Linked DNA regions of Homo sapiens: region 1 is linked to region 2. A link is a contact called in ENCODE Hi-C or POLR2A ChIA-PET data. All regions are on one chromosome and are shown on one strand. Each heading gives the region's core, a stretch centred on a gene start or an enhancer-like site at or near the end of the contact. The rest is flanking DNA. Distances are from core to core; before and after follow the strand shown.

What was found. A loop is a pair of places that touch in the nucleus more often than their neighbours do. ChIA-PET counts read pairs that join two places held with the same protein, here RNA polymerase II (POLR2A). Pooled maps may share reads with other maps.
Region 1: a loop to region 2 is called in a pooled map, with 3 times the contacts of the local background. The contact joins two enhancer-like sites. A Hi-C loop is called at or near these places in 1 of 50 pooled maps. POLR2A ChIA-PET finds 5 or more read pairs at or near these places in 2 of 52 experiments (GM10248 and GM12878).

Annotation. Positions count from the first base shown.
Region 1 is chr6:87,723,291-87,726,945 of GRCh38, forward strand. No RefSeq gene overlaps it. Among named protein-coding and RNA genes, the nearest start is that of AKIRIN2, 23 kb to the left of the region's middle. RefSeq lists enhancers at 1,736-1,845, 2,536-2,595. Within about 2 kb of position 2,306, at least 5 of the 41 ENCODE cell types and tissues checked have a DNase peak (open chromatin) inside an H3K27ac peak, as active enhancers do; they include GM12878, where a contact is called at or near this core.
Region 2 is chr6:88,759,431-88,763,297 of GRCh38, forward strand. The region is part of intron 13 of RNGTT (RNA guanylyltransferase and 5'-phosphatase); the gene reads right to left. Among named protein-coding and RNA genes, the nearest start is that of RNGTT, 200 kb to the right of the region's middle. Within about 2 kb of position 2,426, at least 3 of the 41 ENCODE cell types and tissues checked have a DNase peak (open chromatin) inside an H3K27ac peak, as active enhancers do; they include GM12878, where a contact is called at or near this core.

The sequences.
Region 1 (3,655 bases), core at 1,056-3,555, 1.0 Mb before region 2:
GTTACTGACCCAGGAGTAGACATCTGACTCAAACTGGGTTGATCGAATTCTCTCCCAGGAATTTGGAATAGGGACAAAGAGGCTGAGTCATTTAGCTGTGTGGAGCCAAGCTGCAAGGTCATGCCCAGCTGGCCTGCCACAGCAGGCCAAAACCTCATGCTAGCCACAGTGAAGGGAAGCTGAGAAACCATGAGTCAGCAGAAAAAGCTCATCTGCAAACAAAAGAGCACAAAGATGGGGCCGACTGATACTCAGAGTCAAATAGAGAGGCCATGTACCTCAAAAGGCAGAGGAGAGAGAGAGAGAGAAATAAAATCTGCATAATCCCCTTCTTGGCCCTATAATGCCCAGCAGCTGTATCTCCAGCGCTGGCTTACTGTGACCCCCATAATAACCTCTGCCTTTCAATCAACCCTCTTTTTATTTGAGTTAGTGGAATTCTGTTCCTTGCATGCAAATTCTTCCTAAGACACTTCACAATTCATATTGAATATATTTTGGGGTAGAAAGACTATTCTGCTCTTTATGACGATTATGGAAATTGAGGTTTTATCTCAAAACCCACAACAGGCTGAGCAGCTTTCGGCATTCTCGCCACTAATTATCCAGACTCCGGAGACTGAGCTTTCAAGGTGAGTGGTTTTCAGAACTGCAAATGAGAGCCAGCCCCATTCTGGGTCTCTTTCCCCAAGGATATCTTAGAGATATTCAGTTCAGGAAGAGAGGTCTTATTGTAGTATGTAGTTGCCATCTTGGGAACATATGTCAGGACTTCCTAAAGTCTTTCTGCTTAAAGTTTCCAAGAAAGTATGGAGCCTGATTTCTCATAAAGCCACTTTTCCTTTAAAGGTACTTGTGGAATCTCTATAGGCCCAAGGTTGACATGACCATATCCGTGAAAAGCTCAGGTACTATTTCTGTGCTAATCTCTTTAGAATAACAGAAAGAATTTATTTTAAAAATTCTACTTATCTTTCTCAAATTATTAGAGCTAATCCTAGTATAAAATAATGGAGAAATAGTTGAGTAAATTAGAGTGCATCAGCTGGTGGAATACTATGCAGATGTTAAAAGGGATAATTAACAAGATTAAACAACATGAAAAGACGTTTTTGATTCAATGAATGAGGAAAAAGGTAGAATACGAAATTGTAAGTATCAACCTTATAAGTATCAACCATGTGAAAATGGGTTTACATAAGGACATTTTTCTTGGTGGTCTTTTTTTTTTTTTTTTTGAGACAGAGTTTCGCTCTTGTTGCCCAGGCTGGAGTCTGGAGTGCAATGGCGTGATCTCCGCTCACCACAACCTCCACCTCCTGGGTTCAAGCGATTCTCCTGCTTCAGCCTCCTGAGTAGCTGGGATTACAGGCATGCGCCATCACACCCAGCTAATTTTGTATTTTTAGTAGAGACGGGGTTTCTCCATTTTGTCAGGCTGGTCTCAAACTCCCGACCTCAGGTGATCTGCCCGCCTCGGCGTCCCAAAATGCTGGGATTACAGGCGTAAGCCACCACACCCAGCCTCTTGGTAGTCTTTAACAAGGTAACTGAGGTTGCCACAACCATAGATCTTGGTACGTAAGATAAAATCTATTGAGCATTTCTGCCTTAGAGGATTTTGGCTAAGGTAATGTCACTGTCCTAGTTCAGTTCCAGAATTTGTTCCTATATTGTCCAGATTCTGTGCCTTTTGCTGATCTACTTCTGTGCTGGTCCATAGCACTCTCAACTGATGGGACCCACTGATTATAGAGTTCTCAGTCTCTCTGTCTGCAGTTACTTAAACTCTGGTATGGAGATCTTTTGCTTTGCACCACACAAATGTTAAGAACTACATTTAAATTGCTTTCATTTTTTTTCTGCCTACTCTTTTCCAAATCTGTGTCAAGGTGGAGATATGACTGTCCTCCAGTGTGCTAATAATGTCTGCAAAGCTTCTGGGAATACCTGCCAAAGCCAAGGTGTGAGGGAGAGACCTTGAATCTCTCCTTGCATTTGGTGGGAAAAAAACAATTTATAGATTGAGTGCCTCCTGCAAGACTTTTTTTTTGTTACAGAAAAATCCTTTTATGGCTGTTTTCTGTTCCAATCATGAACAGAAGTCTCCTTGCAAACAGAGGCCTCCTGCTGCTTTTCAAGGGTTTGGTGGCCTAATCATTTTGTGCCTGCCCTAGCAGACACTTTTTATGTTTGTGGCTTCTTATCATCTCTTAAAAGCCCTTCCAATATCAAGGGAATTTCTATATTTTGAGTTCTGTTTTTCAAGGTGAAACTAGAACTCTCTATTCTAGTCTTATTTGCGGCCAAGATGCAAGCATGTGACCTAGTTTCTGCAATCAGATGTAGCCATGCAACACTGAATGCAGAAGAAAAAACCATGAGAAAGCAGGTGTCATGCAGAATCTGTTTTCTGGTGAAGCTATGGAGCTTGCCAGTGGCACAGAAATGGCCCAGCACCAGTGTTGGTATCCCCAGCAGAGAGTTAGTGCAGCCACAGTGCCAACGCCAGCGGCGTTCTCTTCTATAACAGTCCAGCAGTATGATTTGGATATAACTTCCTGCCAAGTAGCCCAGAACATGATTCTCTGGCCCTTCCAGACAGTCTATGTGCTATCTAATACCCTTTAATACTTTCAATTTATTTTATTTTCCTTCTTTTTTTTTTTTTTGAGACGGAGTCTCACTCCGTCACCCAGGTTGGAGTACAGTGGCGTGATGTCAGCTCACTGCAACTTCTGCCTCTCTGGTTCAAGTGATTCTCCTGCCTTGGGCTCCTGAGTAGCTAGGACTACAGGCACAAGCCACCACGCCCAGCTTATTTTTTGTATTTGTAGTAGAGATGGGGTTTCACCATGTTGACCGGGCTGGTTTTGAACTCCTGACCTCAGATGATCCGCCCACCTCGGCCTCCCAAAGTGCTGGGATTACAGGCGTGAGCCACCACGCCCGGTTCATTTTATTTTTAAACTAGCAAGAGTGGATTCTGTTGTTTGCAACCAAAAATCTTTTTTTTTTTTTTTGAGACAGAGTCTCTCTCTGTCACCCAGGCTGGAGGGCAGTGGTGCGATCCTGGCTCACTGCAGCCTCTGCCTCACGGGTTCAAGCGATTATCCTGCTTCAGGCTCCTGAGTAGCTGGGACCACAGGTGCACACCACCACACCAGGCTAATTTTTTTATTTTTAGTAGATACTGGGTTTCACCATGTTGGTCAGGCTGGTCTCGAACTCCTGACTTCAGGTGATCCACCCACCTCGGCCTCCCAAAGTGCTGGGATTACCGGCGTCAGCCACCATGCCCAGCCACAACCAAAAATCTTGAACAATATACCTATATTCATGATTTTACATTAGGCTGAAAGACAAAAGTGGGCCGGGCACGGTGACTCACGCCTGTAATCTCAGCACTTTGGGAGGCTGAGGTGGGAGAATCACCTGAGATCAGGAGTTCAAGACCAGCCTGGCCAACATGGTGAAATCCCCATCTCCACAAAAATACCAAAAAATTAGCCAGGCATGATGGCGGGTGCCGGTAATCCCAACTATTTGGGAAGCTGAGGTGGGAGAATCGCTTGAACCCAGGAGGCGGAGGTTGCAGTGAGCCAAGATTGTGCCATTGCACTCCAGCCTGGGTGACAGAGTGAGACTGCATCTC
Region 2 (3,867 bases), core at 1,176-3,675:
TATTATTACCAGGGTGCCTCTGCTTATAGGTCCTGTCAGTGGACAGAGCTAGGAAATGAGTTTATGTGTATCACATATTACATACACAAACACAATCATGTATATGTATTCATATACATGCACATACATGTGAACATATATATTCAAATATTTTAAAAATTCTAATCCATCTCACAGAGTTCTTCACTGCCTTCCTCCATTTCATATTTGTATCTTTCTCCTTCCTCACTGAGAACCCTGACTCCCAACATCAGTACCCATTTGCTCAATCCTACAACACTTCTAAAGTAGTTTGGCGTTTCACAACCATAATTACAGCAAAAAACAAACCTAATAAAAAAGGAGTTCAAGATTTGTTTGCAGTTCTTCCCATCTCATCTCTCATGAGGGTCTGCATTCAAATCCTATGTTCCTAAGTTACTTCATTTTCCCCCCCACCAACTTCAATGTGATTCAAAGTAGGAATTTAACTAATATTTAATCTATATAATATCCACCAGGTAACAAGCTTTTTATAACATAAAAGGTAACTTAGAGAAATTGCAATTAATGAAAATATATATTAATTGAGAAAAATCACATAAGCGAAAGGTACTAATGTAAAGAATAGTGTTAAAATGAATATGAAAATTAAATTCCAAAGAATCAAATTATAAAACAAAGGTGATATATACTTCTATTTAGTAAATTAACAAGTAAAAATAAGTAATTTGACTCCAGTGAGGTCATAAGTAGATGTTTTAAAGCCACATGCTCCTTTTCTCCTACTAGTTACTTGTAGACACTTTGATTATGATGTTGGTTTTTGGTAAGCGGCCTGGGAAAGATTTTCTGCTGAATGCAGGAAGGATGAAATAACAGAGGAAACAAGAGTTACTAATACCCAAGAGATAACCAGGCAAAGGAACTGAAAAGAGTTCAGTCACAGCTCCTCCTTGCCTCTCCTAGGCACACTGGAAGTAAAACATAATCAAGAATGTTAACAGTAGTAACCATTCAAAGACTGAAAGCCAACGAAGCATTTGTCTTAAAATATGTTTGGGTGATGAGAATATTTTCAAATAAGAAAGCAGTTACTATGGGTCATTTGCTAAATAATAAAAATAGCTATATTATACATAAAAAAATACAACCAGCTACATACCAAATAGCTTAGTCATTAAGCATACTATAATAATAGTGATTACATTAGTGTTTTATGTCTATTTCTTTAAAATAATTTTTAAATAAAATATAAATGAAAGAATTAAACATTTCATTTTGTGAAAGAGGCAGAGGGTAGAAAACAGAAAAATGCTGCTCAGCAAAGTAGTAAGACTTTTTCCCCCATACTTAATCCTTCCTTATATAAGAACAGTTCTTCAACATTCAGAAAAATATTTTACCACCACAATTTCCTTCTCAAAAAGAGTAACACTAATTCAAATAAGCATGAGAAAACGATTTTTTTTTTTTTTTCCCAGAGATGAGATCTTGCTGTATTGCACAGGCTGGATTCAAACTCCTAGGGCTCAAGCAATCCTCCTGCCTCAGCTTCCAAACCCAGCTCATTCTATTTTTTTTTTTAATGAATTGAAGCAAAAGAAATACACACACACACACACACACACACACACACACACATACACTCTAGTCAGCAGAGTAAAAAGACTTTTCCGATAGGAAGTAAAGGAGACCATGCAGTCAATTCTATATATTCCATTCTGCTTGCTAGGAAGCTAGCATTTCTCAGTTTTAAATGTGCAGACCTTACCTGGTTAACAAACCAGAACCTTCTGGCCAGGCATGTTGGCTCACACCTGTAATCCCAGCACTTTGGGAGGCCGAGGCACGTGGATCACTTGAGGTCAGGAGTTTGCGACCAGCCTGGCCAACACTGTGAAACCCCACCCCTATTAAAATTATAAAAAATCAGCCCAGCATGGTGGCAGGCACCTGTAATCCCAGCTACTCTGGAGGCTGAAGCAGGAGAATCGCTTGAACCCGGGAGGTGGACGGTACAGTGAGCTGAGATTGCACCACTGCACTCCAGCCTGGGCAACAGAGTAAGTCTCTATCTCAAAACAAACAAACAACAACAAAAATACCTAAGCCTCCCAATACAAGTGGGAGGCCAGATCCCCTTAAAGAAGGTATTGCAATACTACTACAACCATGTACAGTACTGTAAATCCACAGTTGGCAAACTATAGTCTACAGGCCACATCTGGCCTCACACCTGTTTTTGTAAATAAAGTTTCACTGTGACACAGTCATGCTCACTCATACACATATTGTCTAGCTTTGATTTAGCACCACAATGGTAGACTTGAGTAGTTGAGATACATAGGCAACAAACCCTAAAATATTGACTATCTGGCCTTTCATAGAAAAAAAGTGCTGACCCTTGCTGTAAATCTTCCAACAGTTTTTCAAAGGATGAGCAGCATTTGCTAAAGTGATTGTTCTGGTAATCCCCGATGGGTAATCCCCTAGTGGTCGTGTCTGTTTAAAGTAAGTGTCTGGTAACCCCCTAGTGGTACGGATGTTCTTTCTTTCAAAAGAAAAATCTAATAAAAAAATTATAATCCAAAAGAAAGAACACCCAGACCACTAGGGGATTACCAGACACTTACTTTAAACAGACACGAATTGCCAGGAACCCAAAATGCCACTGCAGTCCGTAAGTTAAATGGAGAGCTTAGGGTAATCAGGTGATAAATGGATTACTGGCTCAAGTTTAAATCTAAGTGTGACGGTATGTCCACAAATACAACCTGCGGTTATTTTCCAGTTACTGGATGTATAACTGGAAGAGAAATACTTGGAAAACGAATTTCCACATTGGCTGTCTGACCCACGGAATAAGGGTCATTATGCTAGGAAAGGCCAAATAAAAGCCCCTTCAACCAGCCTTCCCTACCAGGGAAATAAACCAAAAGCAGTAACATATCTCCAAGGGAAATACAAAAATTAGTACCACCATCAGAGATTTAGAATGATTTTTGATTATCATAAATTTAATCATGTTAAACCAAGTGCAGCTGCCATTTCAGATGTGCTGTCTTTAACGAAACCAATCAATGTAGCCTCTAAAATCTTATATACAAGTTGGCAAATACTTTTTTCTCTGTACCAATCTGTGGTACTATCAGAAGACATCTGCCTTTGCCTAGAATGACCAATAGTATATCTTGCAGCCACAGCATACTGCTTTTCTGCTCTCTGCCACAGTAGAATCTACAGAGACAGTGGTCTTTTTAAAAAATAGTAAATATATATTTAGTATTTATTATGTAACATGCAGTAGTTTAAAGGACTTACATGTATTATGTCATTAAAGTCCCACACGAGGTAGGCACTATTATCCACATAATGAAGTTACAGAAACACAAGCAACAGAGAGAGAACCTGAGTAAAGAGTGGCAGAGCTTGAATTGAAATCCAGCTGGCATAATATCCAGAGTCTCTTTGCTTAAGAGGATCCACTACAGTCGTCTAAATGAAAGGTATTTTCTTTTTCCTTTTTTTTAAGGAAGGGTCTCACTCTGTCACTCAGGCTGGAGTGCAGTGGCCCCACCACAGCTCACTGTAGCCCCAACCTCCCCAGGCTCAGGTGTTCCTCCCACCTTAGCCTCCAAGTAGCTGGGACTACAGGCATGTGCCATCATGGCCAGCTTTTTTTTTTTTTTTTTTTTTTTTTTGTATTTCTTGTTAGAAATGGGGTTTCACCAGGTTGCCCAGGCTGGTCTCAAACTCCTGGACTCAAGCACTATGCCCACCTCAGACATCTCAAAGTGCTGGGACTACAGGAGTGAGGCACTGTGCCTGGTGGAAGAGTTATTTTGTTTGCGTATTTATCCATGTGTCAGTTGATAAATATTTGGG